3 separate regions of the Mus musculus genome follow, and regions 1 and 2 are each linked to region 3. Evidence: chromatin loops called from intact Hi-C (ENCODE). Cell type or tissue: heart. All regions are shown on one strand.

What was found. Peaks named below come from ENCODE experiments on the same cell type or tissue, not always from the same donor. Only the 100,000 strongest peaks of a DNase experiment are listed, where the experiment ranks them.
Region 1: a loop joins it to region 3, with 5 times the contacts of the local background. A loop is called at or near these places in 10 of 42 quality-filtered maps.
Region 2: a loop joins it to region 3, with 6 times the contacts of the local background. A loop is called at or near these places in 13 of 42 quality-filtered maps.

The regions. Positions count from the first base shown.
Region 1 is chr16:10,966,515-10,974,514 of GRCm38, forward strand. It overlaps Litaf (LPS-induced TN factor), which reads right to left. Exons shown (of 4, transcript NM_019980.2): 2 at 1-135. The coding sequence starts at 130. Among named protein-coding and RNA genes, the nearest start is that of Litaf, 23 kb to the right of the region's middle. In heart, a CTCF peak has its summit at 3,618 (motif pointing right); DNase peaks (open chromatin) are centred at 3,087 and 7,617; H3K27ac peaks cover 663 bases.
Region 2 is chr16:10,946,884-10,954,883 of GRCm38, forward strand. No RefSeq gene overlaps it. Among named protein-coding and RNA genes, the nearest start is that of Gm21859, 36 kb to the left of the region's middle. In heart, a CTCF peak has its summit at 4,904 (motif pointing right); DNase peaks (open chromatin) are centred at 3,838 and 4,888; H3K27ac peaks cover 467 bases.
Region 3 is chr16:11,030,248-11,038,247 of GRCm38, forward strand. It overlaps Gm10832 (a long non-coding RNA gene), which reads left to right and starts at 1,585. Exons shown (of 3, transcript XR_003951970.1): 1 at 1,585-1,630; 2 at 5,590-5,858; 3 at 5,950-7,825. It also overlaps the pseudogene Gm3919. In heart, CTCF peaks have their summits at 1,271 (motif pointing left) and 6,013 (motif pointing right); DNase peaks (open chromatin) are centred at 4,404 and 6,024.

The DNA of each region.
Region 1 (8,000 bases), 64 kb before region 3:
CTGGTCCCGGCATAGGTGCTGGGGGCGTTGGGTAGTAACTGTTGACACCCACTGTTTCTTCATAGGTTGGGGGTGCGGTGGGCACTACTGAAGGGCCTGCAGCTGCTTGGTAAGGTCCTGGAGCCGACATTTTACCTAAAACAAAAATAGAAGACACCCATAAGAAATTCTCTTGACCCAGAAAGTGGGGGAATGGCCCATGCTGGATGGAGTACTGGGGAGGTGGAGGCAGACCAAGATCATCCTCAGCTATGGAACAAGTGTTAGAGACCATCCCAGACTTCCTAAGACTGTCATAAACACCACCAAAGCGGGAGGGGAGAAAGAAGGCAGCCATATTCCCTGCACCCTTCCCCTATGGCCCAAGTTTTCAACCTCCAATCTGCCAAACAGAACAGTCAAGGAAATTATCACCTTCAAAAGGGACTTTCAAGTACAGGTAAAAAGTAAGCTATTGCCGGGTGTGGTGGCGCACGCCTTTAATCCCAGCCCTTGGGAGGCAGAGGCAAACAGATTTCTGAGTTCGAGGCCAGCCTGGTGTACAGAGTGAGTTCCAGGACAACCAGGGCTACACAGAGAAACCCTGTCTCGAAAAACCAAAAAAAAAAAAAAAAAAAGGAAGCTATTGTGCCCCAAATAACCGGAACCTAGAGACCCAGGGGGAGGTACGAGCTGCATCTGAGGAGACTATCCCTTTAGCCCACACACTCAGAACCCAGCAGAACCCAACATTTCTTGTTCAATCAATGTGGTTTTCACTAACCTGCAGAAAGGACAGCAGTATTTACATGTCAAATATGGGCAAGGTGTGAGCAAGACCCGGCCTTAGATACCAGGAGAGAGAGCTCTAGAAGGAGTAGGAGAGGGTATTTTAAGATTGGCCATTTTCTTTCGTCACATAGGGCTGGCTGGTTACATGGGGGGTTTTTTCAATTTGCATTTACAAATTGAATATAAAAATCGAATACTAAAAATACAAAATTTCAATTTGTACAACTGATACATGACCATTTATGTTTTTGTTTTGTTTTTACAAAGTAACTATGTTCAGGGCACAGTGCCCCACACTGTAATCTCAGCCCTGGAGTGGAAGAGACAAGTTCAAGGACAGCCTGACCTACATAACAAGATGCTCAATAAATCTACCTCTTTTAAAATCTTTACTTTTAAGTAAGTGTGTGTGTAAGTGAAAGGGAGAGAGAGAAAAAGCAGAGAGAGAGAGAGAGAACATGAAGTGCCAGAGAAAGAGAGAGAGAGAGAGAGAGAGAACATGAAGTGCCAGAAGAGGTCATAGATGCCCTGGAGCTATAGTGACAGTTTTGAGCCACTTGCCATGGATGATGGGACCCAATCTCATGTTGTCCCTGGAGGAGAAATGTGTATTTTTGTAACCGCAGAACCACCGGCCCAGCCCTAAGCCGCCCTCCCTGTAAAGCAGATGGCCCACGCCACATGGGGCTCAGAATTACGTTGTAACTACAGGTTTCTTTTGGCATCTGCAGGTAGAGCACACGTGTGATGCACACATCTATGAAGGCAAAACTCACATAGACATGTTTTTAATCTTAACAAGAAGTATATCAGCTGGAGATGTGGCTCAGCTGGGAGCACTTGCCAGTGTGCGTGAGGCCCTGGATTGATCCCAGCATTTCAAAAACTGGATATGGTGGCAAATATTTGTAATGTCAACACTCACAAGGTTGAGAGGCAGGCAGGAGGATCCGAAGTTTAGGGTCGTTGTTGGCCAGTTTGAGATACACAGCAAGAGCCTGTCTCTTAAAGGTCCCAAAGTAAACCCCAATCACAAAATTTCTCATTTGCAAGGTGGAGTCCCAGGGCAGCTAGGGACACAGTGGCTTCCATGAAGGCATAGAGTTTTTCTGCCCTTGGCAGAGCTGCTGCCTGCCTGGAACTTATATTCCGGGATCCAGGCTGTGCCCTGAATGGCTGATGCTCAGCAGTCATGCGGCACAGGGCTGGCTTTCGTGTGGCTATTTCCCAAGCAGGCACAACAGGCTCTGTGGCTTTAGAAGAGAGCTATATAAGCCTGTCTCAGGACACAGGCAGCCAGGACTGAGGGCAGTGGGCCATGGTACCAGGCCCGGGCAGTCCTAGTACCTCCACCCAGAGATCAGTCCTGTTCTGGAATGTGTGGGAAGCAAAGAGTGGGCCTCTACAGAGAGAAGGCCAGAGTCCTTCAAGGAAACTCCACTGGACCCCAAGGAGAGGAGTCCCTGGGGATTTAGACTAGCATTTCAAAGTGAGTAAGGACACGGGTTGGGGGGCTTGGTAAATCAACATCAAGAAATGCCAAGACAGCCAGCCAGTAAGGTGGCTCAGTGGGTAAAGGTGCTCCTGTCAGAACTAACCGCCTGAACTCAGTCCTCAAGACCCACTTGGTAAAAACACCTGACTTCCACAAAGCTGCTCTCCAGCTCCCCTCCCCCCATACGCACACTACGGCGTGCGACTCCCAGTGCATAAATAAATCCTTTAAAGTTAACATACCACATCAGATAGGTCGTTACATAAAATAAAGCCTAGATTTTAAAAGCTTACTACACAACTGATGCAAGACAGTCCCCATCACTTACTTAAACACTGGCTCTATGTTCAAAGGTACTAGTTACATATAGAATTAACTCCGGCTCCACCAGTGTCTTCTTCAAATCGTAGCTATGGAAGAGCTTAAAGTGAGCTACCCACATGGCTCCCTTCCCAGCAGAAAAAATGAAGTCCCGACCACATGCAGAGGTGTCTGGAGAAGGCGCACCAAGATCTCCAGAATTAAAAACGGGGGTGGGGTGAGGTAGGGGGGTGGGTTCAGAAGATGACAGGAACATGCTGTAAAACCCACTTCAGAGCTAGAAACATACACACACACACCAACAAAAGAAATTATACAGGACCCAAAAACAGTTTGAGGTGCACTGTGGGTTTCCTGACAGGAAAGGAAATGCAGAGAGACATTTGCCGCAGGCAGGCAAAGCTCACCCCCAAAACCAGCTGATGTCTCCGGGAGATAGCCTACCCCATCCCCTCTGCTTCTAGCACTGACCCAGCTTGCAGAAACTCCTGACAAGAGGAAGAAGGCCGCTACTGCTCAGCAGGAACTGAAATCATCCTCCGCCATGAGAGAGGCAGATGTGAAGGACAAACCGTCCTTTCCTGTTCCATGAACAGCCAGCCACACTTCCTAGATTTACTATGAAAACTGAGGGCCCATGTGAAAATTACAAGATCAGAAAACTGGTGTGTTCAGGAATCCTGAAATTGCACCTGGCAGGGGAGGGACAAGAAAAGGTGTTGTGAAATGGCCTAGAGGCACCAGCTAAGATGGCTTCATACAGTAGTCACCCTAGCACCTGCATTTGGGGGTTTGATTATCTTTTTTTTTCTGGGGGGGGGGTGGAGACAGGGTTTCTTTCTCTGTGTAGCCCTGGCTGTCCTGGAATTCACTCGGTAGACCAGGCTGGCCTTGAACTCAGAAATCCACCTGCCTCTGCCTCCCAAGTGCTGGGATTAAAGGCATGCACCAGCACTGCCTGGCATCTTCTTTTTTTTAAATTGTATTTATTTAATGCATAAGTGCTCTGCTGCACATATAGCTGACTGCCTGAAGAGGGCATCACATCCCTCCTGTGAGCCACCATGTGGTTGCTGGGAATTGAACTCATGACCTCTGGAAGAGCAGTCAGTGCTCTTGGCCACTGAGCCATCTCACCAGCCCCAAGGTTTTGCTTATCTTAAGAGAAGACTTCAGTATAGACCAGGCTGACCTAGAACACCTGACCTGCCACCTCCTCAGCTCCCCAGTGCTGGAATTACAGCTTTGTGCCACCAGGCCTGGCTTTAATACCAGTTTCAAAAGAACTGACTGACTGGTTTGATCCTGCACTGTCCTGGCCCTGAGAGTAAGGCCCTACCTCCCACCCCAACACACAGCTCGCTAACTGAGCCATCTTCACGAGCTCTGACCGAATCTTCTGGAGCAGATGAACAGTCTCTCAGGCTGTGGGCTCCAACAGACACAAACAAACATTTATAATTCCTAAGAGAGAGACAGAGACAGAGACAGAGACACGGAGATAGAGAAAGCAAGGGCCAGCAAAATGGCTCAGACAGCTTCCACCCACATGGTAGGGAAAGAGAACTGATTCCTGCAAGCTGTCCTTTGACCTCTATACCAAAGCAAGCCATGAGGTGAGTGTGCCTTATCCCTCACAAAATTAATTAGCTTTTTGTTTGTTTGTTTGTTTGAAGAAAGTCCGGCCTTGTAACATCTATTTGGTGGTCTTGGGCAGCTGAGTGGTCATACAAGTCAAGTCAGGTGATCCTGACAAAATCCAGTTGCCATAGTTACTGGGAGCTTTGTGGAGGAAATAAAGGAGTATCCAGCTGTCCCTCTCCTTCCTCCCCACTGTTTAACTTTGCCACTAAGATCTTTCAATTGTTCATCCAGACTCATCTTACCCCAGCATTCACCAAGGGAACACAAGGAGCTAGAGGTGGTTGTCCTCGCCATCTCAGAAAGACTTCTCTAGCCTTAGCTAGTTCCAAACCTAGACCTCAGAATCCTTGCAAAAACTGACCAGGACCTGGCAGTCTCAAATCTTTTGTTTGTTTGTTTGTTTGTTTGTTGGTTGGTTTAAAGACAGGGCCTCACTATGTTGCACTGGCTGGCCTGAAACTCACATAGCCCCCTGTCAAATGATGAGCTTAAGGGGTGTCACCACCTAACTCCAAAGAGTGTGTCACCACCTAACTCCAAGCCTTAAAAAAAAAAAAAAAAAAAAAGATGTATTTATTTTAATGTATGTGAGTACATTATCGCTGTCTTCAGACACACCAGAAGAGGGCATCAGATCCCATTACAGATGGTTGTGAGCCACCATGTGGTTGCTGGGAATTGAATTCAGGACCTCTGGAAGAGCAGATGGTGCTCTTAATCACTGAGCCATCTCTCCAGCCCCCCAAGCCTATTTTTTAAAGGTGGGAAATGGAGCCCAGAGGCTTGGGGGGATTGCAAGACCAGCTGCCGAAACACTCCAAGTCCTGCTGTTTTCAGGAGAGCCAGAGCAGTGGTTCTCAGCCTGTAGGAGTCGTGACTTTGGAGAGCAGAGTGACCTTTTCACAGGGGTCACCGAAGACCATCAGAAAACACAGATTTACAGTATGATCCAAAACAACAGTAAAATTGTAATTATGACATAGCAACAAAAATAATTTCCTGATTGAGGTGTCACCATGACATGAGGCTGTAACATTAGGAAGTTTGGTACAGTGTCCCTGCTGTGGCTGCCTTGAATAAGTTTTGCATGTTTGAACCCAGGATCTGTGTTAGCTTGCTGTGGAAGGTTCTGTGGGTTAGGCAACCAACTGCAGACAAGCAAGAACAGAACTAGAGTGTGGACCAGCTGTGAGAATAACCCTGGCCTATATCAATCTAGCACTCAGAATCCCAGACCCCCTGCAGCAGGGCCTCGATGATCTGCTTTGGGGAAGATGGCAACTTCAGTGATACACAGGACAGGATGGGACAAATTGATAGCCATTTGTGGCCTGCAGGACCATGTCTGGGAGACACAGGCTCCACCCGAGCCTGCTACAGAGAAAGGTCTCTCGGGCTTGTTTTCATTAGCACAGCTCCATCTATCCCAGGCAGAATAATTAAATTATGTTTAACTCAATTCATTAATTTAAATTTAACTTAATTTCTGCCTAACAAGAGAAACTACAATCAAGAACTGAGATTTTGCTGGGCAGAGGTGAGTTTGAGGGCCACACACTATAGCAATAGTTAAGACTTTGTTTTCACAGGGTCACCCTTTGTCACTCCCCTAGCGCGCTCAAGGCCAGCATGTCCCTTAGCCAGAGAGGGTTCTTGTCACAGATGGAACCCTCCCAACACAAAGTTAACCATTCACTGATGGAATCTGGCCCAGTCCCTCCCTGCCAAGGCCAGGCCCTCCCAGGACAGTTTACAGCCCACCTGTGGTAACAGATACTGCAGAGCATTCCCGTCCACTGCTCTGGGGACAAGCACAACTGAGCTGGCTGGCGTCTGCTTCCACCCTGTCACTCGGTCAATCTATCACAGCCAGGTCCTCCAGACCTACGTTTTGGGTGTCTACCACTAAAAATACTGTGTGCTCAGCCCAAGAAGCAAGAAGGGGTGCCAGGTGGCACTGGACAGTGCTGTTTATTTTGTGTGTGTGCACATCTGTTCATACCTGCAGGTGCCTGTGCCCATGTACAGACTCTGGGGATCCAAACTTAAGCCCTCATTTTCATGCAGCAAGCACTTTGCTAACTGATCCTTGCTAGGCATTTACTTTGAGCATTAATATTCTGCCTTCACCAAATCTATTACAGTACTCATCTCTCACGGACCCACCACACGCCTGGATTCACAAATACACTAAGATGGGGTTTTGGTTTGGGCAGTGGTGGCGCATGCCTTTAATCCTAGCACTAGGGAGGAAGAGGCAGATGGATCTCTGAGTTCAAAGCCATCCTGGTCTACAGAGTGCATTCCAGGATACCATGTCTCAACAACAAGAAGAAACCTAAAAAATAAATTGAGGTGGAGGTCGGGGGACAGCACTTGGGCTGTGACTGCTAAGGCCCTGGTTTCCACCTCTAGCCTCTTACGTTACTTAGTAGACTAATTCGCTCTATATGTGACTCACCGAGACAAGAACATTATGATCACGGTCATTCCAATTCACACCTGAACAAATGGGCTCAGAGAGGCTGAGCTGCTCATCACAAGTCAGAGGTGAGAGGCTGAGGCTAGAACCACATCCATGGACTCCAGAGCTCTTCACACCTTACCAAAGCTCCTCCAGCCTGGAGAGGCAGCAGCAGCAGCAGCAGCAGCAGCAGCAGCCTGATTTGCACAGGTTGCTCCCAAACCAAACTCACAAGAAAATAAGTGTAGGCAATAACCCCAAGTTTGACTGGCAAGAGACCACTGCTTTCTCTGACACTCTAACACACAACACTTATTCTTAGTAAAGAAAGGGTTTTGTATGGTAAATTAAGACTTCCACACACTCATACATGATATAAAAATTCCTTGACAAGTATAGATTTCAACTATTTTATTACCAAGCACTTTTAATCAAAAATTATCTGCCCCTTCCAAAACAGGGTTCCATATTGGCTGGCGGTGGGGAGATGCAAACTTCATAGGGCTGTCACCTCTCCACCTGCTTCAGAGATGAAAAGATAAAGGATCTGGGGCCCCTCATCTCCTAAGGAGAAAACATAGGTAGGTAATGCTGCTAAGGAGGAAAACACCCCCAAAATCCTGGGAAGAAGCCGCACTATCGGGCCCAGTGATCTTTAGATCTTTAAGATCAGCGAATGTCAGGTTATAGACACCCCGTGTTCAGTCAGAGTTATTTCTAAGGAATTGTTCCAACAACTCAAGAATTCCCTGAGAGTCCAGGAGAGTCAGTTATTCCCACAAACGCTAAGTCTTCTTCTGGGCCTGGGCCCACAGCCGGCCCATGTGGATTGAGGCAGCCTGGCTGTCCTCATAGAGTTCAGCCTGAGCCCCAGTTTATAGCTAAAGAGAAGGCTGCCAAAGGCCAAGAGGCCACCAGGTCACCGGGCTCCCAGCCACAGCTTGTAATGATCCTAAAAATTATTCTGCTCTAGAGAGTCCAGGCACAAAAGGCTTCCCTCCAGTCCTATTGATGCCAAATGCCCAGACAGGAAAGTCGGCAGACATGGAAAGCACAGTCCCTGACTGTGACCAGGGACTGGATGATGGCACAGGAGGGAGGTGGGGGCTCTGAGACAGAGGTGACAGTTACACAACACTGTGAAGCTATGAAGAGCTGCCTGCTGTTGGCTTTAAATAGTTAACTCTTCGAGGCATGCTAGCACATGCCTGTAACCTCTCACTCAGACAGTAGAGACAAGAGGATCAACAATTCAAAGCTAGGTCGGACTACACAGTGAGTCTCTGTTGCAAAAACACTAAGGAG
Region 2 (8,000 bases), 83 kb before region 3:
TTGCGTTTCCATGGTCACATGGTTCCACCACTCTTTATTCATGAAGCCAGCTAACAAGGGTTCATGGATTCTCAGAGAAGGAAGCCACCAATGGAGATGGTCAGCATCCCTCGCCCCACTGATTTGTCACCCCTGCACGCTCGAACCCTCACTGGTGTATGAGAAATTTAAGTAATTGAAACAAAAATCTGACATTTACCTTGGATACGAAAGCATTGTAGAACATGCTGGAAACCACAGTGCCTGCCTCCACCCCATCTAAAGACATCACATCTTTTCAAAGAACTTTAGTGTCCCAGTTGAAAAGGCTAGAAAGGTATGGAGGCGTACACCTGTAATCTCAGCACACAGGAGGTGGAAGGTCAGGCTGTGGAACCTGACTACACACTGGGCTATATGACACCTTGTCTCAAAAAACCAAAAGTTGAAAAAAAATCACCAAATAGAAAATGTATACTAGATTTCAAAGGATGGAGACACAAAGACATTTGATGCTTTCTAATATTTATCTTGACAATCTTGGGTTTAAAAAACTTATGAAAATTAATTCTTCCTGTTTTCACATTTTAAAAATGTTAAATTGGGAAAGTTAACATTCCACAGTTGAGAAACACACACATGCAAGCCCATCTCAGCATCCTGCAGAACTTCACCTGAGCTTGAGAGAGTTTCTACAAGACCTCTCCACGCTAGTCTCCTAGTCCCTCCCCCAGCAACTTCTGTAGGCCCCACCTTACCTGCTTTGGGAAGGGAAAAGATGGGAGGAGGGGGTGGGAGGGTACACCTGTAAGTTTAGCTCTGCTCTTCCCAGCAAAATAAAATAGTCAGAGGGACAAAGGGACACCCGGGAGGGAGCCTGACTCTTTCAGGTCAGGGTGGGTCAGGGCGGCTGCTCTCACCAAGCCACTTAGAAAGCAGCAGATTTACTTACTGCCCAAGGTCACTCCTGCCTGTGCCCAGAGCAGGAACAGCACCAGGACACCCCACCCCCGTACCAGTGGCAGCATCCTCCACAGGGAGCCCACAAACCACAGCTCACTCCCTAGAGGAGTTGGCTCTGCTTTCTCCTGACCAAAAGAGAGGGAGTGGGGTGGTGGGGCATAAACCAGCCAATCAGAAGCCTGTGGTGATACCACCAGCTCCCTGGGAAGGCATAGGAGGGGGGTTGAGATCACTGGGGGAAAAGCTCTGTTTTGTGGGAAGCAAAGGCTCTCATCTCCTAGGAACTAGTGAGGTCTCAGGGCAGTTCACACCTTGTAGCTGTGCTGTTTTAATGTGTGTGTGTCTGTGTGTCTGTGTGCCTGTCAGTGTGTCTGTGTCTGTCTGTGTGTGCGCGCGTCTGTGTGCATCTGTGTGTGTGTGTGTGTGTCTGTGTGTGCGCGCATGCGTGTGTGTATGTGTGTACATGTATTTCACAGCATGTGTGTGGAAGTTAGAGGACAACTTTGCAGGAGTCAGTTCTGCCAGATGGAGTTTGGGGACTGTGCTCAGGCTCTGCACTAAGCTCCATTATTGACTGAGTTATCTTACTGGCCCTGCGGATTTTGCTTGTTTGTTTTGTAATCTAACATATAAGACATAAAAAATGCCTGTCTTCATGCATGTAATTAAGTAGCCTTAAGGACATCTAAGCTACTGAGCCACCACCTGCTAGGCCTGTGGTCAGACGCTTGGCTTAGCTGTACCTGTGCTGGAGGCAACAGGGTGACCATGAGGGCAGATCTATGAGGCCTTGGGGACAGTGGTGTCACAGTGCTGGGGCTCAGGGCTTTCCCAGAGGATGGGAAAAGCTGAACTGATCACATCTACCTTGTACTCCCCAAACTGGTCTCAGTTTCCCTCCATGGGCCTTTTTTTGCTGATCTCCAGGTCCCAAAGCTCCCATGGCAAACGAAGTCTTCATGAAGCACTTGGTTGAGGTAGGAAATCTACAGTGCAGCTCCACCATTCAAGGTGGGAAGCTCAAGGCTGGAGCAGTGGCTCAGTGGGTGCTTGTGGATGGGTAAAGTGGGTAAGCTTGAGGGCTGTGATGGCTTGTATATTCTTGCACCAGGGAGTGTCACCATTTGGAGGTGTGGCCTTGTTGGAATAGGTGTGACCTGGTTGGAGTAGGTGTGTCACTGTGGGTGTGGGCTTAATACTCTCACCCTAGGTGCCTGGAAGTCAGTCTTCCACCTGCAGCCTTTGGATGAAGTAGTAGAACTCTCAGCTCTGCTTGTGCCATGCTCCCACCTTGATGATAATGGACTGAACCTCTGAACCTGTAAGCCAGCCCCAATGAAATGTTGTTTTTATAAGACTTGCCTTGGTCATGATGTTTGTGCAGGAATAGAAACCCTGACTAAGACAGGACCTAAGTTCAACTCCCAGCCACATGAAAGCCAGACATGTGGCTCACACCTACAACCATAGCACTGGGGAGGGGGAGCCCAGATCGGGCTGGCTAGTCTATGGGCTAGCCCAAAGTAGTGAATTTCAGATTTAATAAGAAACTCAGTTTCATAAGCTAAGGGGTCTGGGAAGAGTCCAGATTCCTGCACCATGTTGGGCAGATCACAATTGCCTGTAACTCTAGCTTCAGGAGATCAAAGCCCTCTTCTGGCCACTGTGGTCATGTACACACACACACACACACACACACACACACACACACACACACAAATAAAAATGTAAAAAGAGCCAGATATAAGGACATAAGTCCATATGTGCACGTGTGCATGCACACACAGACATACACACACAGAGAAATGCAGTGCACAATACTTCAGCATTGCCACAGCCTTGTGCATCTATCACACAGGCAGGTTTAAATTGCTTTGAAAGGAAACCTTAAGATCTTTAATCCAGAGCCTCTGGCCTCTGGCCCTGGCCACCATTTTTATTTTTATGGGTGTGTCCTTTGGATATTTCACACAAGCAGTGTGGCATATGGTCTTTTGTATATGCCTTCCTTTTCAAACAGGTGGTGTTCCCATCCCAAACATTGTTACTGTCCAGAGCCCTGATCCACAAGGCTGAAATCACAGCTTCTGGGGCCTATGGTGCTTGCCATGGTGACTTCAGGGAGAGGTAGAAAGCTGAGTCCCAGAAGGTTGTCTGAAGGGTGGCATGCCTAGTGGGGACACAAAATGCACCTACAGGTGACATGCACACTGAAACAGTGCTGGCCAGGGAGTGCCGGGCAGTTTCTTGTGGCCTCCAAGAACAGATCCTAACAGTAATAATAAGAACACTGTCCCCAGGAAGCTGTAGCTAGCACTGATAAAACCCTCACATGGAGCAATTCCATCAGTGCCTCAGCCATGCCCCCCCCCCCAGGTGGAGCAGGCCTCAGAGAGAGTAGGTAAGTCACTCCCCCAACCTCACACAGCTTCTGAGGGTTTTAATCTACTCTAGCTGAAGAGGCCTTGCTCTTTTAACCCTGGTGGCTTTCCTCGGCCCATCTCCACCTTCTCCCCTGGGAGAGTCTATCTCAGCCTATAGTCTGGATTCTCCCCATCCAGAGTCAGGAGAGTGAGCCAAAGCCTACCATCTCTGCTGTGTGGGCTCCAGGCAACACAGAAATGTTGACAGAGTGGGCATTCTACAAACCGGTGCCTACGCCCCACCGCAGCAACAGAATCACCAGGGTGGCCCCTCCTCCCGTCCTCCCAGCCATTGGTAGCTCATGGTTCTGCAGTCATTCCAGAACAAGAAAGGAGCTCCACACCCGGCCTCATCGCTTCACGTTTATAGTATTACAGGGCCAAACCTTGGTCAGCTGGCCATGGAGCCAGGATAAGGGACAGCATTCATGCAGACAAGCACCTGATGCAGACCCTGCCCCCACTTCCTATTCCCACGCCTACACTCCTGGCGCTAACGTGACGTCACTTCCTCTCACTGCACAATGACCAGAGCATGAGCCAGGCCTACTGCACATAGGCCGGGACTATTGGGTCAGAAGCCTACATCCTTCTAAGAATTTATTTTCTCTGTTCTGGAGACAGAAGCCAGGGCCTTGCCCGTGTGAGCTAAGTGCTCACTGCACACCTATAGCACTTGTTTCTTGTTTGATACTGTTTCACACTGATTTTATTTTTGTGTTTCTTTTTAAAGATTGCTATTTTGTATGTGTATGTTCCTGAGTACACTTATGTGAAACAGCCAAATACACATATGTACAATACATGTGTGGGTACCTGCAGAGCACAGAAATTAGTGCCAAATCTCCTGGAGCTGTAGTTTTGGGCAATTGTGAGCCACCCAGAGTTGGTGCTGGGAACCACACCCTGCCCCTCTGTAAGGGCAGTGAGCGCTTCTGACTGTGAGCCATCTCCCCACCACCTGCTCCCACCCCCAGCTTTGCTATTATGTTTTGATTTTCACTTTTTCCCAAGACCATATCCTTGTTCACAATTTTAGGTTTATAGAAAAAAAAATGAAAGAAAGCCAGGGGTGTCCCGTCCTTCTGTTTCATGCCTTCAGCCTGCCCACACTCCACAGCCCACACCATGGAGCTCCAGCTGCTAGGAGTCTTGGACCCACCAGTGGCTCAAGTGGCTCACAAGAAGGTTGCTTCTGAACATGATGGTGCAAGCCTACTATCTCAGACTCAAGAGGCTGAGGCAGGAGGATCAAAATTTCCCTGGAGATATTTTCTGTGTCTCAGAAAAGCAAAAACAAGAGGTGGGTTGTGTGTGTGTGTGTGTGTGTGTGTGTGTGTGTTATGTAGCCCAGGCTGACCCAGAAAGTCTGATCCTCCTGCCCTCCATGCCCCAAGTGCTAGGTGAACTGCTCAGATAGTGCTGGGAATTAAGCTCAACGACTCCCTCCCACTAGGCAACACCCTGCCCACTGAGTCAGGTCCCCAGCATTCCTGTGCAGAGCCAGGGACATCCCATGGGAAAGGTCACCAGCAGAGGGCCCTCGAGCTGCGGGAGCCTGGTGGGCCTGCCTTATGAAATGCTGCTTGTCTGTTATCTTTGGGAAGAAAGGAGCAGGAAGGCTCTGTCCCTTTTCCATTGACTGTTCAATGAACTGTATGACCTTTGAAAACCTGCTTTCTTTCTTCCTTTCTTTCTTTTTTTTTTCCTCTTTCTCTTTCCTTTTCTTTTCTTTTCTCTCCTTTTCTTTTTGAGACAGGGTTTCTCTACAACACAGCCCTGCTGTCCTAGGGCTGACTCTGTAAACCAGACTGGCCCCAAACCCACAGAGATGCCTTTGCCTCTGCCTCCCAAGTACTGGGATTAAAGGTGTGCACAGTCACTGCCTGTCAAAAACAAGTTTCATGATCTCTTTGTGTTTATTCATTCACAGGCAAAAACCAAAGGGCTGAAAATGATAAGCGAAGTGTTTCCTCCCTGTGTTCAATGGAGAACAAAGGCCAGAGAGGAGTCAGAAGCAGGAGCTGTCACGTGAGGAGCCTAGCATGGCCCAGACTCTGGAGACAGATGGTGCAGTCAGCAGACACAGTAGACCAGCAAGCACCCTGCTCACAGGAGAGGGCAGAGATTTACACAAAAGCAATACAACTCATAGCAAGCAACTATGTGCTCCTCTACAGGCATACAACTATCTTAGGTACCAGCATGTCACTTGTAAGCATTTACCCACAAGAGGAGAAAGCACACAAGGGGCCAGCCAAATGACCCAGCTTGTAAAGGTGCTTGCCACCAAACCTGATGACCTGAGTTCAGTCCGCAGGACCCACACGATGGAAGGAAAGAAGTGGCTCGTACTCTGTCTAAGCCTCTATATGTACACCATGGTACATGTGCGCCTACACAGTCACACACCCAATAAATGAACGGGGGCGGGGGGGAAGACACACAACTTCATTCTGTATGGATGTCCACAGCTGCTTTTTTTTTTACTCAGAGTTAGAAACAACACAAACAGCCCTCAAAAAGAACCTAGATAGACAGGTTGGGTAATCCATGAAGTGGAATACTATACAACAATAAAAAGGTGCAAGGTCTAAGGATTGACATCATAGTCCACAATCTCAGGAAGGGAGGGCTCACCTGGACATGTATCAGTAACTTAACTCTGAGCATTGCAGTATTTACCTCTGTTAATTAAGTAAGGAGACTTGCCAAACAGCTGCAGTGTGTAGCCAGCCCACACTGTCCTAACTACTGCTCTGATGTGGGGTGCTGGGAAAACTCTTAATGACAGGCTGACACCCACAAACATACCAGTGAACCCTTACTCATTGCCAGCTGATAGACTTTCCCAATCAGAGGTCAGGTTCCTGATCCTGCTGGAACCAAGGCCTCAGGCCAGCTGAGAGACGGCAGCAGGCAGGAAGGCAAACTCACAGCCCATGACTCCTCACTGCAAGGTGGGCTGGAGAAGCTCCGCCTCCTCTTCCGTCTCTATGGGACACTTCCAGGTGCCCAGTACTCCTGGTGTTGCGGGCTCTCCATGTTACATGGGGAGGGGGTCTAGGCATGGACAGTCACCAAGTGCTGAATGCAAGCCAGGAGAAAGGCATAGAAAAATCCCTCCTCCTTCCTCCCATAAAAAGTTCTCCGCAGGGGCACATACATGAAGAGGATGCGCTGCTTAAGACTCCTGTTTCCTTCCTAATGCTAAGTCTTTCAAAAGAGCTTGAACTGCCAGCCTGATCCTTGGCTGTCTTTCACTGTCCCAGGCTATGCACTCTGACCTCAAGAAGCCACTGGCACTGTGTACTCAAGCTCAGAAAGCAGCACATGGTTTCTATCCAAAGCCCCACTGTCCTTCCCCAGGAGTGGGCTCTGGACCAGAACACTCCGGTCGGGGCTCCCACCAGGTCCCTGGATGGGCGTGTGTACAGCACATGTGTCGGCACAGCCACACTGGGTAGTTTGGCAAGCTCATTTATTTTGGAGGGCTCTCTTTTGGTTTTGAGATGGGGGGTCTCACTACAGGTCAGGCTAGCCTGAAAATCCTGATCTTTCTGCCTCCACCTCTGATGTTCAGGAATGATAGGTGTGCCTCACCAAGCCCCACTTGATCAGCTTGTTAATGATAATTTCCATCTGCAAATGCGCCCGCCCACCCACCATCACCCAGAATTTCAAAAGAATATAAGAAGGGCACTAAGCTATGTCGGATCAGGTGTAGTCGATGCTGCTTGCCTAGCGTGCGTGAAGTTCTGGGTTCTGTGCCCAGCACTAGATAAAGGCTAGTGAGCATGTCTGTAATGACAGCAGCGGGGAGGTGGAGGCTTATGTTATCCTGAGATGTAGTGAATCTGAGGACAGCTGGGGCTACGCGAGACCCTCTCAAAACAAACAAAATACTGTGAAGCCATCATTTACCAGCAAATGGAATGTGCATATTCGTTTCCTTCTGGGCAGCACATACAGAGAGCAGCAGGTCCTAAAAAGCACAAGCCTGTCAAAGATAAAGAGACTGCCACTAACACACGAGTGATAGATAAGGCTCACTCAGACTGTGGAATACTACACAGCAGTGAAAAGGAAGAAAGCAATGTTCAAGTTACAACACACATTAACCTCAAAAGTGTTTAAAAAAAAGTCAGGACACACAGGGAAGCCCGGGTAGCATTTGACTGTTTACATGAAATATCCTGAATAAGTAAATCTACAGAGACAAGAAACAGATTGGCTGTGGGTGGGTGGGGTCACACACTACTCAAAGGTTCAGAGTTCCTTTCTGGGGAGATAAACTATTAACAACCCTGCAAACATACTCAAAATCATGCATTGTGTTGAGGGGCTTGTGGCTCACGCCTGTCATTCCAGTACTTAGAAGGCAGAAGTAGATGGATCAGGAATTTGGGGGCAGCCTGAGCCACATAAGACCCTGTCTCAAAAAACAAAACCAAAATGTATCACACACCTCAGGTGAGTTATGTGGAGTGTGAATAAACTCAGTCTCTGTAAAGATGAACTCCACTCCCACAAAAAAAAAAAAAAAAAAAAAAAGAATTCTTACCTCTAGTAAGAGGTAAGCTCTAGTAGGGGCTGTTGACAGTTCCTCCCTCCCTCCCTTCCTCTCCCCCTCCC
Region 3 (8,000 bases):
GGTTGCTGTGCAAATCTTTTGTAGCAGTTGAAGGATGTTACTTAGTCTCATAGGCCATACCTAAGGGGTCAGGCTGAATTTTGTCTTGTTAGGAGTGATGCTACAAACAGCAATGGTCTCTCAAGTGAGACTGGTCACTTGGGTGAGACTCCAAGGGTCACCAGGAGGTGGGCTCTACATTTGTATGTGGTTGAGCTTGGCTCCAGGCAGTCAGGGGCTGACTGTTACAAGATGAGGCTCTCTGTCTTTGTCTCGGGCACCAGTGTTGCTGTGAAGATAGACCAGAAAGCACTTGGCTGGCGCACAGGGAGCACTGGCTTCTGCCATGAGCAGTGGTGTAAGCACCAGGCATGTGTGAGGCTGCGTGCCCACAGGCCTGTACAGACCCCATAAAGGCTCATCTGCTGGACTGAAGAGTTAGCTCGGCAGCAACACTGCTCTCTCAGGGGACCTGAGTTTGGTTCCTGCCTGGATTGGAAATTAAAAATTTCTACAACAGGTGAGACATGTGAGGAGTCTGAGGTGCTCCTTGGCCAGATGTGCCCTGTTCCTATCTTTTATTCCCATCTGTGACTCCCAATAGCGTTTTATTGGGCCTGGTAGTGTGCTGAGATGTACTCTTCACAAGTCAGCCAGCTTGTGTCCTCCCTCAATGCTTTAGATGAACTTCCTAATAGTTTTAGGTTCACAGTCAAGTTGGAAAGGTAACAGAGTTAACACACTTCTCTGTGCAATGTCCCTATCATCACTGTCTTCTACAACATCATCATCAGTGCTGGGCTATAGGAACTGATAGCTGGGTCCCAAGCTGTGCTGGGTCTGCCTGATAGGGCCTCTGCAGGAGATGCTGGCCGGCTCTTAAAAGCAGAGTCCCAGCCGGGCGTGGTGGTGCACGCCTTTAATCCCAGCACTCAAGAGGCAGAGTTAGGCAGATTTCTGAGTTTGAGGCCAGCCTGGCCTACAAAGTGAGTTCCAGGACAGCCAGGGCTATACCAAGAAACCCTGTCTCCAAAAACAAAAACAAAAACAAAAAAAAACAAACAAAAAAGCATAGTCCCTCTGGCTAGTCCCTCTCCCTCCTACTGCCCTTCCTCTACCAAGGTAGGAAGCAGAACTCAACCCTCACCCCCAACTCCCACCCCAAGGTGATATAGGACCCGGGGCAATCTCTTTAACCCTGTAGCAGCCAGCTGTGAGGAGCTATTCCATCTTCCTTGTCTGGTCCCAACTGATATGATCCTTATTCCACAGGGATCCTGCACCACCTTCTGGAGGAAGAACTCCACGTGGAGAGACCAGAAACATCTGAGCAGACAGGCTTGCTGCATCCCTCAGTTCGGCCTTGGTCTTCTCAGGCTCTGCAGGTCTCTGTGTTTTGCCACCAAAGTATCTGCATTGGTGTTTATGGCTAGAGAGGGTAATGGGTGGCATCTCCACTGTAGAGGTAGGTCTGATGTTAAGGTCCTGTTGCCCAAATTGGTTCTTGATTTGTCAGTAAAGAAAGCCGTGGGCCAGTTGCTGGGTGGAAGGTACAGGCAGGACTTCCAGGTTCCTGGGGGGAAGGCAGGAAACACAAGGAAGGAGAAGAGGAGTTCGCCATGCCTTGGAGAGAGAAGAACCAGCCAACCATGTGAGGTCTTGGGAGGAGCGGTGGGCTGTGGCCGCTCCTATAGGGAGGTGGTCAGAGATGTCTAGCAGGGACTAGATTAAACTGACCTGACTAAGGTTAGGGCAGGTGGGAGGAGTGGAGCTAAGAGTAATAATAAGGGCGAATTTTCCAGGTGGGAGGTAGAGCGCCCAGCAACTGTGCCAAGAAGACAAGTTGAAAATGAACAACTGTGTGGGTGGTTTTTATCTGAGGATTTAAGGAAAGCCAGGCAGGGGCTGGTAGCTTGTCCTCCATTCCTGGAGCAAAGGTGGGTATCCCAAAACTACAGGCAACACTTTATCCAACTGTTCTCTCTCTCTCTCTCTCTCTCTCTCTCTCTCTCTCTCTCTCTCTCTCTCTCTCTGTGTGTGTGTGTGTGTGTGTGTGTGTGTGTACAGGCATTCAGGTGTCTGCTGTGTGTGTATATATATATGTATGTATATGTGTGTATGTGTGCATGTGTTCCTGTGTGCATGTGTGTGTCTGAGCATTTGTGTGTGTGTGTGTGTGTGTGTGTGTGTGTGTGTGTGCATGGATGTGTGTGTGAGTGTCTTATGTGCTTACATGTGTGTGTGCATGTGTCTGTGAGCCTCATGTGTATGTGTGTATGTTTATGTAAGTGTGTGTATGTATATGTTTATGTGTGTATGCATGTCTGTGTGTACATGAGAGCATGTGAGAGACACATGTGTCTCTGTAGGTACCTTTGCAGCTATACTCACCTGTGTGTACAGAGGTTGACTTTAATTTCAAATGTCTTCTTCTTGATCTCTACCTTGTTGACTATGTCAGGATTTCCCTCAGACTGAAGATTTATGGATTAGCCACTGAGTCTCTGTGATCAGCCTGTCTCTGCCGCCAGCAGAGGGAATGCAGACTTATGCCACCTGCCAGGTTTTCATGTGGTTGCTGGGGCCATCGGCCCAGGCCTAACGCCAATTCTAATTAAGATCCACCCTTGATTCAGAATGCTTCAGTCTTTGCAGAGTATCCCTAACACATTACATTTATTGAATGAACTTATGTTTTGAATATTTATTTTTATGTATTTATTTTGTGCAAGTGTATGTGTGAATATAGGTTCGTGTGTGAGAGTCAAAGGAAAACAATTTTTGGGAAATGCTCCCACGTAATCTTTGTTTTTAAAGATTTTTTTTAGCATGTGTTGGGGGAAGGGGAGAGGAGAGGAGAGGAGAGGAAAGGAGAGGAGAGGAGAGGAGAGGAGAGGAGAGGAGAGAGACAGAGAGAGAGAGAGACAGAGAGAGAGAGAGAGAGAGAGAGAGTCTTTGCCCATTTTTGTCCATGTGAGTGTCAGTGCCTGCAGATTTTAGAAGAGGGTGTCAAATCCCTTGATGCTGGCATTTCAGGTGGCTGCAGCAACCCAGAATGGGTGCTAGGATCAGAACTCAGGCCCTCTGCAAGAGCAGCACTCTCTTAACCCCCTCCTGGAACTTGTAAAGGCATGGTCCCTTGTTTCTGCCGCAGTGCACCTTACTCCAGGCTAACTGGCCTATAAGCTTCTGGTTTACTCTCCTGCCTCTGCCCATTCTCAGTGTAGGAATGCGGGGGATGAGTGGGCTGCGGGAGAGATTAAAGAGATATTTAATGCCAACCTCAGGTCTCCACATATACACATGTGCATGCACACACACACACACACACACACACACACACAGAGAGAGAGAGAGAGAGAGACAGAGACAGAGACAGAGAGACAGAGAAAGAGCCTGAGCCTAAATTGCAAAAGGTCCAAAATAGGCTTCAAGATGCCTTAGTCTGAGCTAGGTGTGGTGGCACAAGCCACAAGCCCTTGGAAGCAGAGGCAGGAGGGTCTCTGTGAGCTCAAGAACAGCCTGGTCTACATAGCTAGTTCCAGGACAGCCAGAGCTACATAGTGAGACCGACCCTGTCTACAAAAGAGCCAACAAATGGCTGCCTTAGCCTGGAAGACAGGTGCTCTTGGGTTTCAGGCCAGGATAAGGGACTGAGGTGTATATTTTGCATACCAAGACTGATCCAGCCTCCAGGTTCTCCCCGCAGTCCTGACCTAGTATACCCGCCCTCTACCCTAAACTTTCCAGCCCAGTGGCTGGGCTTCTCTCCCCCCAGAGGCTCCTCCCTGTATGGTCACTCCCTTCTCTCCCCATCTCTGCATTTTCTCTCTCTGCTGCCCATGCTCTTTCTCTCTCCCTCTGTCTCCTTCCCTCTGTCTCCCTCTCCATGGCAACTTCCCTGGCTTCATTCCTTCGGACCAGAGAACTCGACCAAGAGTGGTTTTCCAATAAACCTGCCTTCGTATGTACTCTAATTCAGCTTGAACTGGCTGGCTTGTTTCCCCAGCAGAGAAATAACTTCTCAGGTGCTGTAGGATGATGTCATCTTGTCCTCTGTTCAACACCTGCAGTACCAATAGAAGAAGAAGCCCACAAGGTGTATTTGGACCTTGGCCAATCTTTGTCACCTCCCTTGTCCTCTCCTTGTTTCCACAAGCTGAAAAAACTCAGGTTCCCCAACAGGAATGCTGACAGCTGAGGAAGGTCAGAGATACTGAGTCACCCCAGAGTGGCCCTTTCTCCTCTTCTCTCTAGGACCAAGACTCCTCCTCTGTAAAATGGGGATTGGGCTGATTCTAGTTTTTGTTTTTGTTTTTTGTTTTTTGTTTTTTCCCTTTAGACTCCTGTCCTGGTTACCCAGGGTTCTCCTATTGCCTAAGACTGCGGCACCCCCTGCTGGCCAGGAAACGCCTGGTGCTCTCTGATTTCCCTACAGGCGGTTTGGGGAAGGGCAGCTTGGCTGATCTATGGAGGTCAGCCTTTGGGATTTAGAGCTGGGCTCTGGGTATCCGTCAAGTTGGATTCCAGTCTTAGCCCCTCCACTTACTAAGAAGGGGGCCTCAAGTGTGCTGTGAAGCTGCTCAAAACCCAGACCAAGGCTTATCTGTAATATGCATAACTTCTGTGGTTTTTTTTAGAAAATATTTATTCCTTTTTATTTTATTTATATTCTTGTTTGCTTGCAAGTATGTCCATGTACTGTGTATGTTTCCTGTAACTGAAAGGATCAGAAGAAGATCCCAGATCCCGTAGGATTTGAATTACAGGGGTCTCTGAGCTGACCGTGGGTGCTAAGAACCCATTTGGGCAGTAAGTGCTCTTACTGTTGGGTCGTATCTCCAGCCCTCGTTTGTTTGTCTTGTTTTGTTTCGTTTTGTTCTTTTAGGATGAGGTCTTACTTTGTAGCTCTGGCTAGCCTGGAACTCGATGTGTAGACCAGGTTGGTCTTGAAGTCACTGAGATTCTCTTTGTTCCGATTCCCGTGTGCTGGGCCTAAAGTGTCTATCACCTAGTCTTGTCTGTCTGTCTTTCTTCCTTTCTTCCTTCCTTCCTTTCTTTCTTTCTTTCTTTCTTTCTTTCTTTCTTTCTTTCTTTCTTTCCTCTTTTTTGAGACAGACTCTGTTGTTCAGGTTGGCTGTGAGCCTTCAGCTACTATCTTTTCTCATATTCCCGAGTGTTGGAGATTACAGGCATGAGCCACCATGCCCAATATGCGTTTGTGTGTCCTGCGTCACTCCCGCTCCCACTTGTCATGTGTATGCACGTGTGCAAGGTACTGCAAATGTGGAGAGCGGTGGACAAAGGACGACTTGGTTCTCTCGTGGGAAATCAGTCCTCAGGCTGAGCTGCAAGCATCCTCACCTGCCATCTTGCTGACTCTCCATCCTCCTCCTCCCTTTTCCTTTTTCGTTTTGATAGAGGTTTAAAACCTCTGAGAAAGCAGGTCTCCACCTCGAGTGCCCAGCTCAGAAAACCCCCCATTAAAAAAAAAATCCCCTGAAATTTCCCAGTGCGAAACCAGAAAATCCCTCAATACTCACTTGGTCGGTCCTCTTCCCAGTGCAGCCAGGATTTCCAAATCCTAAATCATTTACACTTTTCTCTCAGAGGTCACTAATGAGAGTCCAAAGAGAATCACAGCAGCAGCCATCGAAACTCCTCTTGAACAGACCGAGGAACATCCCTGATCTCAGCAGGGAGCTGAGGCAGGAGGATCATGAGTCACAGATTTGGGCTCCCTGATGCCATCACCCCAGTCTCTGCCTATGTCATCACGTGGCCTTCTCCCCGGGTCGGAGGACCACAGACACTGGTGGGAAGCTTGATCCAGGATCTTCCATTTCTATTTGATCCCATTGGCAAGGCCCAATTTCCAAGTAAGGTCTTACCCGGGGGTTCTGGGCCTGCACTGTGTTGGAGGGACCCTCCTCCTTCAGTATTTCCTGAGACGCATTCGATCTCTTCCAGGGGACCATCCCTCATCCCTCCCATGAGGAAGAGATTCTCGGCCACTCCAGAGTCTTCCTCTAGAGGGCGCTCAGCCACCCTGGAAGTGCTCAGCTCCTTGAGGGGCACAGCCTCACCCAGACATCAAGCACTCACGCCTGCTACCGGACGGCAGGGATGGAGGCTCTAGGTCCAACTTTTGTGGTTGACAGAGGAATAAACGAAGACTCAAAGACAGACAGCGGCTTCCTGAGGTCACATGGGTGACTGAGAACCAGAGTTAGACCTGCACCCAGAACTCTTCTTCCCCCTGCTGTCTACAGGGAGCACCTTGTGGACAGACTTTTATTCTATAAAGAAACAGAATCATTACCCAACACCCTCCCTTGTTGTTATCCATAGCAAAATAAAAAGCTGCTCCCTCCAGAGAGGTGACAGCAGCACTGGAGCCCAGTGGAGGACTTGCTGGAAGGCCTTAGTTCTGGCTCTCAGAGTCAGCTGTCACCCTCTTCTTCAGACTCTCCCTCAGACTCACGTGCGACCTTGGGCAGGTCATCCTCCCGGTTCCCCGCTGGAATCTTCCCGACCTGGCATCCCACGTGAATTTGATGGTCACTTTGAATTCAGCCATCTCATTCCCAAACAGCTTCAGGACATGGGCCTGCTTTGTGGTCAGCACATCACCTACTTTGCGTACTTAATAGTCAGACAGCAGGGTCTCCACACCTTTCTTGAGGGCAGTGGGCAGCCCCAGCTGCCTCAGCTGTGGCTCCGTGGAATGAGGGAGCTGCTTCAGGGGCCCTGGATCCAGCGCAGTTAAAGTTGCCTTGTTCCCAGCTCTGTGTGAACCACTCATTCACCGCCTTCTTCCTGCGGGTGGTAAAAAGGAGCCCAGCTTCACCTCTCAACTCCCTGCTGACCTGATGTAGGTTGTCTGATGGCTTCGACCCAAGGCCACCATCATCACCTTGTGTTTGCTGTGCTTCCAGGCATTCCCATGTCCCTCAGCTTGCTCTTCCTCATGTTAGCCACAGAGAAGATGAAGAAAGAGGTGCTTGTAGGCACCCACACATTTCCAAAGTTGTTCTATCAGGTTCTGCTTCAGTTACAAGCCTTGGCAGTTTCTGTTAAGGAAACTTTCGTGTTTCGCTTGAATTTGGGCACTGTGCTAAAGGCATGTACCGCAACTGGACCTCTTGAGCCCTTCAGTCAGCGTCCTCATAGTTCTAGAGCACTATGGGAGGGACGGTCTACCCAACTGTCCATCCTCGGGCACATTATGCTACACACACACACACACACACACACACTCACACACTCAGCCCCACACCTAGTTACAATACCACCTCACTTAACCAACTTCCCTACCACTTAAGCCTACACACTCAGGGATGGAAAGAAATCACAGGCAGCCACTCTCCCACTGTGTTAACTTCCTGAAGCTGCACTAACAATTGACCACACTCTGGGGTTTGCATCATTTGTAGTCCTTGAGAGGCAGAAATCCACAGTGATTTGCTTGTGGATAAAAGCCTTTGGGAGGCTCTTCCGGCTTCCTGAGGCTTCAGCCTCCCTTGGCTCAAGGCTCCTTCATTAGGTCTCTTCTGTAACTCCTGCTATTGGCGCCTTCCCAATTCTTGCCTTATGGGAGTATCTCTGTGACTATGGTAGATTCCCTGGCTCCTTAACAACACCTGAAGTCCTTTTTGACGCACCCTGAGCACTGGATGGAGGACTTGGAAGTTCTCAGGGGCCATTATTCATGTCTGATTTTATGTGGGTTCTTTCTTTCTTTCTTTCTTTCTTTCTTCTTTCTTTCTTCCTTCCTTCCTTTCAGTTTAAAAATTTAACACTACTTGCTTATGTTTTTGTGTGGATTAAAAACATTAGTGATTAATTCTGAGTCACCAATAATGTATTAATATCAAATTAAGGAAAGAAACCAAAGCCCTCGCCTTGGGGGTCACTGAACCAAGAGTGAGCTTAGATGAGAACTTCCCATTTCAGTCTCCCTGTGTCTTCTGTCCTCTTGTCTGTCTGTTGTATGAGTCTGAATCTGTGCCTGCCTGAAG